2 separate regions of the Mus musculus genome follow, and region 1 is linked to region 2. A link is a loop called in an ENCODE intact Hi-C map of the cell type or tissue named here. Cell type or tissue: heart. All regions are shown on one strand. Each heading gives the region's core, and the rest is flanking DNA. Links, peaks and the distances in the headings are about the cores only. Region 1 has its middle 60 kb from the start of Gm41192. Region 2 holds the start of Stc1 (stanniocalcin 1).

Evidence for each region. A loop is a pair of places that touch in the nucleus more often than their neighbours do. Peaks named below come from ENCODE experiments on the same cell type or tissue, not always from the same donor. Only the 100,000 strongest peaks of a DNase experiment are listed, where the experiment ranks them.
Region 1: it touches region 2 in a loop (7-fold over the local background); 4 of 42 quality-filtered maps call a loop at or near these places.

Annotation. Positions count from the first base shown.
Region 1 is chr14:69,087,645-69,093,019 of GRCm38, reverse strand. No RefSeq gene overlaps it. Among named protein-coding and RNA genes, the nearest start is that of Gm41192, 60 kb to the right of the region's middle. In heart, for the core only: CTCF peaks have their summits at 263 and 2,180 (motif pointing left); DNase peaks (open chromatin) are centred at 3,379, 3,759 and 4,359; H3K27ac peaks cover 1,132 bases.
Region 2 is chr14:69,026,644-69,032,018 of GRCm38, reverse strand. Stc1 (stanniocalcin 1) reads right to left here and starts at 2,730. Exons shown (of 4, transcript NM_009285.3): 1 at 2,512-2,730; 2 at 374-516. The coding sequence starts at 2,629. Gm41192 (a long non-coding RNA gene) reads left to right here and starts at 1,529. Exons shown (of 4, transcript XR_003951016.1): 1 at 1,529-1,823; 2 at 2,019-2,137. In heart, for the core only: no CTCF peak of the experiment used is centred there; DNase peaks (open chromatin) are centred at 2,238, 2,548 and 2,908; H3K4me3 peaks cover 2,208 bases; H3K27ac peaks cover 1,673 bases; H3K27me3 peaks cover 538 bases.

The DNA.
Region 1 (5,375 bases), core at 223-5,222, 61 kb before region 2:
CTTCTTCTGAGGTTCTTGAACTTGACTGTGGCCAGAGGGTTCATAGTCCTGCTAGAATAAGGGCAGGAACTCAGCTTTTGAATGCTGCTTCCCCCCAGTCTACCTCACTGGTGTTGGGTGAGTCAAAGATACAAGAAGGAATATGAATTGTTTAGAAAGGGAGAGAGGAAAATGTATTGCCTTGCCTGGGAGACCCAAATAAAAAAATGTTTAAGTTTGCTGGGAGGAAACTCAGAGAGTCAAACCAAGCCTTATGCCCATCATCTTCCTGTAGGGGCAGCAAACACTGTGGGATTTAATTTTTGTCACCTTAATGGATGCTAACATTTATCTGGCTGCAGAAGTTTTTCTTTCCTGGATCAGCTTGAGCCTTTGGAAAATACTGAGGTCGGAAAACAATGGATAAGGCCCTTGAAAGAAGATCGCCTGCTTTAAACTTTTCATTAATTCTTTGAGAATTTTTATTCATTTCCCCTACTCCAACTTTCTTCTCAGATCCACTCCTATTTCTCTACCTACCCAACTTTGTGCCCCACGCCAGAAAAACCTCACTGAGTCTAGTTTGTGTTGGCCTGCTTTTAATAACAAACTGCTTCCAGGTAAATGGTTTAATTGAAAGTGTCCCAAAGGCATCATTAGAAGGGCTTGTTCTTTTGTTTTGTGTGGTATACTAAAGTCAGTAATGGGAAGGATACTTTGCATTCACGTAAATCTAGAGAGAGATGCTAGAAGAGATATAACAGTTGTTTCACATTGCTATGACAAAATACTTAAGGTAACTAACTTACAAAGCAAACTTTTTCTTTGGGCCAGATTTAGAAGTTCAGGGGCACTGTGCTGTGGCGAGGGAGGCTTGTGGCAGGCAGTATACCATCATGGAAGTGCACAAAGTAGCAAAATGACCATCTCTCAAGCCAGAAAATTAGAAGACAAACAAGGTTTCTTAATTCCTTTCAAGGACAACTCCCCCACCCCATGATTTAAGTACCTCCTTTGATAGGTTCACAATGGTTCACAATACCTCCCAGTAGTGCTACCCCAAGACCAAACCTTAAATACAGAACTTTGGGCACTCAGCCATATTCAAATTCTACAGTAGAGTCTGGGGGGGGGGTCCCTAACATGAACCCTGGCCTCAGCTGTACCTGCTGTGTGAACATGGATACCGTCTCTTCTGCAAGCCTTAGCTTACCTAACTATAAAAGGGAGGCATTGGAGAAACACTGTGATTTCTGGAAAGCCTTTTATTACAATGCAAGCTCTTTGAGACTGCTCTGATTATTCACAGACATTTCTGGCTCCTCATCCCCAGGGATTCCCCTCTTGAGCTTAGCACATTCCTTCTAAGAATGAGGGAACCCAGGCCATTCTTCCTAGGCAGACTTAAGATGGCTTAGGGTCTCCTGCGGTGTGATGACTATATAAAATGAAGACCGTGAGAAGGGTACTGGGGTTCATCACTCCCTGCTTCCCAATTGAGTGCAGTATGATCCAACAGTTCTCAATATCTGGGTGACAACCTCTTTGGGGTCCAACAGCCCTTTGGGTTCACCTAAGATCATTGGAAAACACAGATTTGCCTTATGATTCATAACAGTAGAAACATTATCGTTATGAAGTAGCAACAAAGATAATTTTATGGTTGGGGGTCACCACAATGTGAGGAACTGTATTAAAGAGTTGCAGCATCAGGAAGGCTGAGAAGCACTGGTATGACCAATTTCTTTATGCTTCTGCTGTTGTGACTTGCCAGCCTTGATGGACTGTTCCCTAGAACTGTCAGACAGAACACATCCTGCTCCCATCAGTTGCTTTTGTTGGGGTATTTCATCATAGGAACCATAAGAGAAATCAAGACACACCAAGAGCTTTTTACTCATCCATGTTCTCGTGAATCTAAATTTATTCAAGTGGGCGGTAAAGATCAAACATCACATTTTATTGACCATCCAGTCCACACTCGCCATCCTGGTTGTCTCCTTTAAAGGCCTACCTGCATTAGCTTGTGCATCGTCTTGCATAGTGCCTTGCAGAGCCTTGTTTATATAATATGAGAGACTGGAGGGGAGGTGACTAGTGGTGGATCTTTCTGTAGCATCATTCTTATATGCTGGGTGTACTGGCTGACTTTGTGTGTCAACTTGACACAAGCTGGAGCGATCACAGAGAAAGGAGCCTGCCCCCTACAGTCCATGCCTTTCCTTACAGGTTCATGATACTCTGCTCTGCCTTCAAGGGGGGAGATTAATGTCCATATAATCAATTATATAATTAAAACTAACTATTGTAATTATCTTATCTGAACCTGACAATCTAATTAAAAAAGGCCAGGGCTGTCCTACATACTGTTGTTCACTATGTGGCACGTGGTAAATATTAATATTTTTGTTCTGAATTTGTCAGTCTGTGCTGTCCAATAGGATCATTTTTAGCAATAGTTGAGGGTTTATATTTAACCTAGTTAAGATGAAATTACAATTTCAAAACCTAGTTTTCTAGTTGCACATGAATTGAGTCCCATGTAGGAACTAATGACAACCCTATGCACAATATAGAAAAACAAACCTACAATCTTTGTATAAGTTTTGATTGGACATCATCTGTCTACATTGCTTGGCTTAAAACCCTGACCCTTACCACTTGTTTGCTATGTTTTCTTGGACTAATTACTTCATCTTTCAGTGTTCCATATCCCTCAATTATCAAATAAGACTGCCATCATCACTACCCAGTAAAATTGTCAGGTTCAGATAAGATAATTACAATAGTTTTAATTGGCAATGTTGCACAACCTGGAATCACCTAGGAAGAGAGTCTCAGTGAGGGCTTGTTTAGATTAGGTTGGCCTGCGGGCCTGACTATGTGACATTGCCTTGAATGCATTAACTGATGTGGGAAGACCCAGCCCACCATGGCCAGCACCATCCTGTGAGTTTGGGTCTTTGAGTCAACAGAGTGGAAAAGACCAGCTAAGTAGAGAGCATGTGTGTATTCGTTTTTTCTGCTGTTAACTATGGGTGTGCTGTGACTGTCCTAAGCTCCTGTTGCTAAGACTTCTCTGCTATAAGGAACTCTATGGACTCTGCCCTGGGACTGTGAGCTCAACCAACCAAACCCTTTCTCCATTAAGTTGCTCTTAGTCAAGACATATATATATATATATTTTCCTAGCAACAGAACTAAAACTACAACAATAATTTATGCAAAAATGAGTGACAGAGCACTGTGGGAAATAATCCATCTTAAATCCCTCCTCCTCATACCAGTACCAACGATGACTCTGGGAGCAAGCATGAGGATTAAAAGCAGGAGCTGAGTTGGGAGGGAGTTAGGCCATTTTGCCTTCCGGGCTCTGTTGGGTCAAGGTCCTTTGAGTACGTGCAGTGACTTGGATCAGCTGTTGACTGACCTACAGGACACTATGATTCGCTTACCTTTTCTGAGAGAACAGAAACTTTCCTGGTTGTGGGCTCCCAGCCAAGGGTGAACACGCACTGACCTTCTCCAATTCTCTCCCCCCTCACCCCCCCCACTTCTTCTTTTTTTCTTTCCCACACTGAAAGCATAGTTCTTTAAAAAAAGGAAGTTTGTTTTCCCTGTCTTGGAAATGTCAGGCTCCCCAGAGGGCTGGAGGGTGGATGGGTCTCAGTCAAATGTCTCTTCCTCTGATGCAGTGGGCGTCCCCCCACCCCCCCTGCTCTGGTGGATGACATCAGCTGAGCCGTAATCAAAGTGCTTAGGCCTGACTCACTGAACACTGTGAGAACTGACTTCCAGGGCAGTGGTGTGAGGTGTGGGGGAGGCAGAGGAAATGGCCCTGGCATGTGAATGACTTCCTGACTTGACTCAGTTTCAATTGTGACCAGGCGTTCCCGAGCTTTCCCTGAGCATCTGTGCATTGCCTTGGAAGTCTTTGAATTAATTCTTTGCAGATTTATGGTGAATTTGAACATTGTAAGTCCACTCTGGGCTTCCTAGGGTCACTGCATAAGAGCCGCAGAGAAGTAGCCTGCTCCAAGAGGAGGCCAGAGGGCTAGGGGATACTGTCTAATGTGTCCAGATTTGTCTACTTTTTTCCCCCTATATTGAAAGGAACTGGTAGTTTTGGTACCTGCAACTCACTTGTGGAAGCTAGAAGACAGTGTCTGGGCCTATAGGAGCGCCATGCAGTTTTAAGAGTTAATGTTGACTTGCTCCAAGCAGCAGAGAGAAGTGTCAGTTGTTCCCAGAGTCTCAGCCATCTAGTCTCCCTTGTAATTATAACTTATTGTTCCACCAACTTCCTTTTCCATTGGACAGAGTCTCAAGGGTGAACCTGTCTCAGGGCAGGGTTTCCAGTGGCAGTGCTAGACAGTGCTCAAACACGTGCGCTGGGATTTTCCCAGAGTATCTCCTTGGAAGTTGTCAAAGAGCCAAGCCCAGCCCAGCCAAAGTGTGGGCCGGCTGTCATGCAGGAATTTTCCCTATAAAGCACAGTAGCTGAACCCCTCAACCATCACCTGGGACTCCCGAGGTTCTCTCCTGATTTGTGATATGTGCAGAGTTGACTTCTGACACCCTATGTGTTAGGTCTACTTTTTTGTACACAATGATTTTTTTTGATAACTGACATAATTTCAAGATAATTCCAGCAAGTTGGCACAGAGTATAGAAGATCCCTTTTAGTAGAGTCACCAGCTAGCGTGTGTTTCTTCTGTTTGGGTTTTCCTCCTAATTTTGAAAAATCATGGTGAAGCACACATAACACAGAACTAACTACCATAACTGTGTTCAAGTGCAGCGACATTAAATTTATTCGTGGCATCTCACTACTATCTATCTCCATAAATCTCCATTTTTGGAGAACTAAAACTGGGTATGTTAGACAATGGTTGTCCACTTTTCCTCCCTCCAGTCTCAAGGCAATTACTCTCTGCTATTATGTGTTGACGCTAACCCCCTTTGCTTATTTGTTCTATTATCTCTCTGTTCACCTGCCCCAAACCTTGGAGAGAAAGTTGGAGACATTCATTTCTGTACACCTTAGGTGCACTTCCCAAGAGTATCAAAGTCCCCTTACACAATTACAGTTCAGTTAGGTGTGTGTGTGTGTGTGTGTGTGTGTGTGCAGATGCCTGTGTCTACCAGAAGAGGGCATCAGATTCCCACTGGAGCTGGAGTTAAAGGAAGTTGTGAGCTGTCTGATGAACATCCTGGGAAGGAAGCTCAACTCCTCTACAAGAGTGCTCTCTGCTGCTGAACAATCTCTTCATCCCCAAGGGAGCAGTTTTAAAACAATCATATAGTTTTGCTAATTCTTTGAGAAGTTCACACAATAATATAATCTTGGTCACATCCATCCCTCACACCTCTCTACAGCATTTCCAGTTCCTGCC
Region 2 (5,375 bases), core at 236-5,235:
CAGTTTTATGTTCTTGGGGTTAAGACTGGTAACTGGGAATTTCAGATAGCATGCCAGGTCACTCAGAGGAGGACATTTTTATTTCCTCTCAAAGCAAAAATGCTTTTCTGCTAATCATCCCTCATATTATAAGCCAGCCTCTGCCAACCCTTTATTCCTGGTCTAAACTTGGTGTGCATATGCCCCCAACCTGTGTTGGTGTATCTGTGCGCATACACACACGCATGCGTTCTGGAGCATGTTTGCAAGCCTGGGATGAGCCTGGTTAGAAGGCTGGGGAGCAAGGTTGGCTTTTGGGGCTCTTAAGAAGAGTAACAAGCACTCTGTTAAAAAGACAAGCAGCCAGTGGGAGCTAAAGGCAAGGTCCAGTTACCTGAGTGTCAAATTTAGCAGCACTGTACAAGAAGGATTTACAAATGTCGTACATCCCATCTGTGTCACATGTGGAGTTTTCCAGGCATGCAAAAGCCCCGCAGCCAACCTGCAGGGCACTGTTGAGGCAGCGAACCACTTCAGCTGGAAGAGACAAGCAGAACCAGTCTGGGTCAAGCCAAGGGGGCTCTGGTAGAATCCAGTAGGTGTAAAAGTCTAATACCAAGGGCACATGATCTTAACTTACCCTCGGAATTTGATTTGGGATTCCATTAAATACAACAATTGGAAGAAAATTGGGGTGAGAAAGAGGTTGGGGGAAGGACGTTTTTCCTTCTGAGACTCATGATAGGGGTAGTGTCTTCTCCCTTAGGCACGTGCTCTCTCTGGGTCTCACCCTTCTATGCATTTTGATGGCTAGAGAATTAAGGATAGAGACCTTGTAATGCATAGTGTCTTCTGTTGGTGACAGGAATCAAAGGCTGTCCCTTGGAACTTGAGAGCTTGGGTAGGCTGTAGGCAGTGACTGAAGGTCAGGCTCATGATGGAGTTGGGGGAGGACCAGAGAGAATCTATCTGCCCTCTGAAAAATGCAGTCTAGAGTAAAAAGCATGGTATTTTAACCCAAATGGCAGAGAATAATTTGCTGAGTCCATTTGGAGGGAGACCCTTCCCAAAGAGAGCTTTTAACCCATGAAGGCACTGGCAGACAAGGAATCTGAGCCCTTTGTATCCACCCAGCCCCCCAACCACCGTCCAGCGCTTAGAGGTATGAATAATCTCTCATATTAAAAAGGCTTCTTTTCAAAAAAGGAGAAACACAGGTGTGGAGTGACGGGTTCAAGGCACTCCTTGTGAAAGGCTGGAAGAAAACCGCAAAGAACTTGCACCGGGTTTTCTGCATTCTGGATAAGATCTGCCATAAAAGTAATTTCTCTCCCACAGAAGGAGGGGTGTTCTGGCAGGCAGCTCGGCAAGCAATGATCTGTAGCCTTCATACCGTAGGATTCTCCTCCCAGATCAAAAGCATGGTTTGGTTAGGTTAGGCTTCCCCGCCCCCCCTCCCACCACCCGCAGCCTCTGGGATGTTACAAGTCATTTCCCTAATTATATATTTCCACGGGTTCAAATTATAACTTTGCTTTAAGCAGTTTTAATATGCATTAGGGCTGCTATTGTTTTAGGCAAGCTCGAATTGTGAATCACGGCATCGCTATAGCAACTAAGTACAAAAGGAAGCCAGGCAAAAGGCCTCCTCTGGCAGGGACCTGCGCTCTTCCAAGGGGGAGCATCTGCAGCATTTTGACACCTGCGGGGTCCCATCTCTGTTAACAGTTGGGGAGAGGAGTTTGCGAGGATCTAGAAGTCAAGGGACATAGGGGTCCTAATGCTTCTTTGCCTCCGGAGGCCAGGACCATATACAGTTAACTGGTGCGGGAGTCGGGCGGAAAGTAAGACCTTCCCCATGGAGAAAGAAATGCTTCGTTTTACAAATGCACTTCCTTCTAGGGACCACGGGCTGCATGGGCGATTGAATGGAGCCTCTGAGAGCGAGGAAGGAGACAGGCAGGCTTATAGGGAACGGGGTGTGTAGGTCCTCCCACCCCTTTTCTGAATGCGCCCTGAAAAAAATTTCTTTTTTTCAGACTTGAGGATTATGGTTCCACAAATCAGTGTGAGGAGGGGGCTTGTCTGTGTGCTGTCTGGAGAGGTAGAGAAGTCAAGTTACAAGGTCTTAAAGGAGCAGGGAGAGGCATGGCAGCAGGTAAGCCACTCATTACCTTAACACAAGCTTGTGGAGTAGAGAGAGCCGCTGTGAGGCGTGCCAACATTCAAGCCTTTCCCCGCCCCCTCCCCCCAACAAGAGGGTACGTGCCAGATTTCAGGCAATCAGGCTAGGCTTATGCAATGAAATACCCTCAGCAGAGCGCCCAGCTTCTTCGTTAGTTGCATGCAATTTATTAAACAAAGGAACTCCACTTCCTAAGGCTATAGGATTACACTGGCAGTTCATTATCACCAGGCATGAAGCACATTTATTACTGAGATCAGCCGTCACAGAGACACATGCAAAAGTGAGAGAGGCAAATGAGGACAGATCTTTGGGGGGAGAAACCGGTCCTGGGTTTTCTTGCTTACCTGAATTTTGAGCCGCCACCCGGGATTTTCTGGGGCTCACAGAATCATTTTGTTCCGCCTCGTGCGCTGCAGCTGCACTGATGACCAGCGCCAGAATCACTGCTGAGTTTTGGAGCATTCTCTGAGAAGTTTCCGCTAAGTTGTTGGCTTTTTTTTTTCCTCCCCCCCTTTCCTCTTTCCCTCTCCCGGCTTGAGTGAAGATGTGGATCTGGATATACTGAAAGCTTAGGTGAGGATTTGAGGAAGAATTTGTCTGTGTGTGTGTGTGTGTGTGTGTGTGTGTGTGTGTGTGTGTGTGTGTGTGGCTGGCTGGCTGGCAGGCGGCTGCTGCTGCTGCTGTTGCTGCTGCTGCTGCTTCTTGCACCTCTGGCTTTTGCAAACTGGGGGCCCAAGAGCTGCACCCAGGGATTTTATAGCCGTCTTATCGGTCCTCAGGATCAGGGACCAATCAGATCCTTCAACTGGTCCGTTTAGCCAATAGGCAGGCACGCTTATTCAGCTGGAGCTTTTTGACTTCTTAGAAATATTTTCCAGCAAATTGAAAGTACCTGCTGCCAATGATTTATATGTGTGTGCGTGTGGCTGTGTGCACAGGGATTGTGTGGAAAAGCTATTTTCACACGCTGAAGTGATAACTCTGTATTGATCAAGCCAAAAGGAAAATCACTTGAAAAGCCCTTCAAGGTACTTGTGAAATTCATCTTTAATTTTTTTTTTAAATGAGCCACTAGGAGGAATGCATGTTGGATGCTTGGTAGGGAGATGTGATGCAGATTTGAATTTAATCACACTATAGCAACTCTCTAATTTTAGCAGGCTGTTCTCTGTAAGAGCTCAACATCATTTTTTTTTTTTTTTTTTTTTTGCATTTGCGCGTTCACTTACAGTATGCAGCTATAATTCCTTGCTGAGATCTGTGGACACCCTGAATTCTTACTGCTATGTGAGCCATGGCAGAAGGCTGTATGCCTGTGCATGAGCCCAGTGAACGGAGGTTGGGTAGCTCTAGCTCTCAGCTTTTCCCTCAGCTCTCCTAGGTATTAAATCTATGACCTTGGCCACGTCCTTTCACCTTGCTCTTCCACTTCTCAAATCTTATTCCATACACCTCTAAAATAATATGATTCACCTGAAACATCATGCAGCCCAGGCTGAACTTGATGTCTAGCTGAGGGTGACCTTGAACTCCTGTCCTCCTGCCTCCATCTTTCCACCCTGAAATAACAGACATCTGTCACTGTGTGGTTCTGGGGATTGAGCCCACAGCTTCATGCACACTGGCCCGCGCGCTCTATTAACTGGCTACATCCCTAGTCCTGGATCACCACCAACAGTGTTTTCTTAGTCACCAGAGGCTCTGCCAATCCTAGGAGTGTTGGTTACTGTCTGTGCACACACGCACAACTACTCCTCACACGACACTCCACAGAGGGACATGGCAAATGCCTGGAAATTAATAAACTGTGGATTCAAGCCCGGCAGCATCGTAATCACATTGAAACAATGAGCTGGTCAAAGCAAGACTAAACCTGCTGGGTAAACCAGTTCACTTCTTGGGGGTTGGGGAAGAGGCAGGGGGCGGGACTGGGAAGAAAGGGTAGGGAAAGACCAGAATGTGTAGGAGAGGAGACTGATAAACTGGAGACTTAATGGGAAAATTATAGTGGAATCACAAATCATGCCCAGTAGAGTAGCTCCTATTTTCTTATAAGTGGAGTGTGGGCAACAGGAAGGCTTGTCCTTAAGTTATGAAGGAGGTTAATGATCCTTGAGAGGACTTCTCAGGGTAGGAAGGTGGTCATTAAAGGGTGGGGTGAGGCAAAAGGATTAACAATAAAACATCGAACATTTTTCAGGAGGTAAGTACAAAAGGGTCTCTGGTTGTTCTGTGGACTGGGACAGCATGGGCTTGAAAAGAAACAGAGCCAGTGGCTTCAGGTTCAGTCCTGAAACTTCGCATGAAAACTTAAAAAAAATAATTCTGTTATTACAAATCACATCCAGAATCAGGTCTGTCTTTGAGTGTCTCTCTCTCTCTCTCTCTCTCTCTCTCTCTCTCTCTCTGTGTGTGTGTGTGTGTGTGTGTGTGTGTATGTGTGCAGCAAGTAGGTTTGCTTAAGGTGACTTATAGCTCATTCTTAAAAAAAAAAGATTGTTAGAAAAAGCAGGGATGTTTGCTACGACAAGGCTTGAAAAAATAAAAGACAGAAAATATATTAAAAATTGGAAAATTCCATGTAATTTCATGTTTCAGTTAGTTAATCTCATCTTTTGATTGATTGAATGTATAAACTACTTAATTTGCCCATTGCAGCCTTTGTTCATTAATGGTATTGTCGTTTCTCCAGTACTAATTCGAGTACTGCATGGTATGTCAGGAATTATAAAAGTGAGAGTGTCTAGAAAGCAATCATGATTCTAACCTGGGGCATCTGAAATTTAGTTGGGAAGATGACCAACCTTGGGACACCTTCTACAAGTTCAAAATCTAGAACTTTGCCTGAGAGACAGCTAGAGATTTGAGGGAGGTTTCCTGGAAAGACCTACAAGAAGTGAGCATTTAAATTAGGGGGGTGGGGGAGGGAAGTGATGCCAGCTTGTGTTTCATGAAATTCTTACTCTGGGAATCTCTGAGGTCGATTGTTGATGGTTTTATGCAGGAATAGAGCATATATGGCATTGCAGACTAGATCATGCAGTGTTACCTTTCAAAGAAGGCAGAAGAGCATAGGTGCAAGGTTTACCAGAAGGTCTAGACTTCCATTCCTCAGCAGTCTCTGCTTCCCTAGTCATTGTGCACTGTTCAAGGATCTACACTTGACCTCTGGCTGGTCCACTAGCTTGGAAGGGTGATTGCTTTCCTC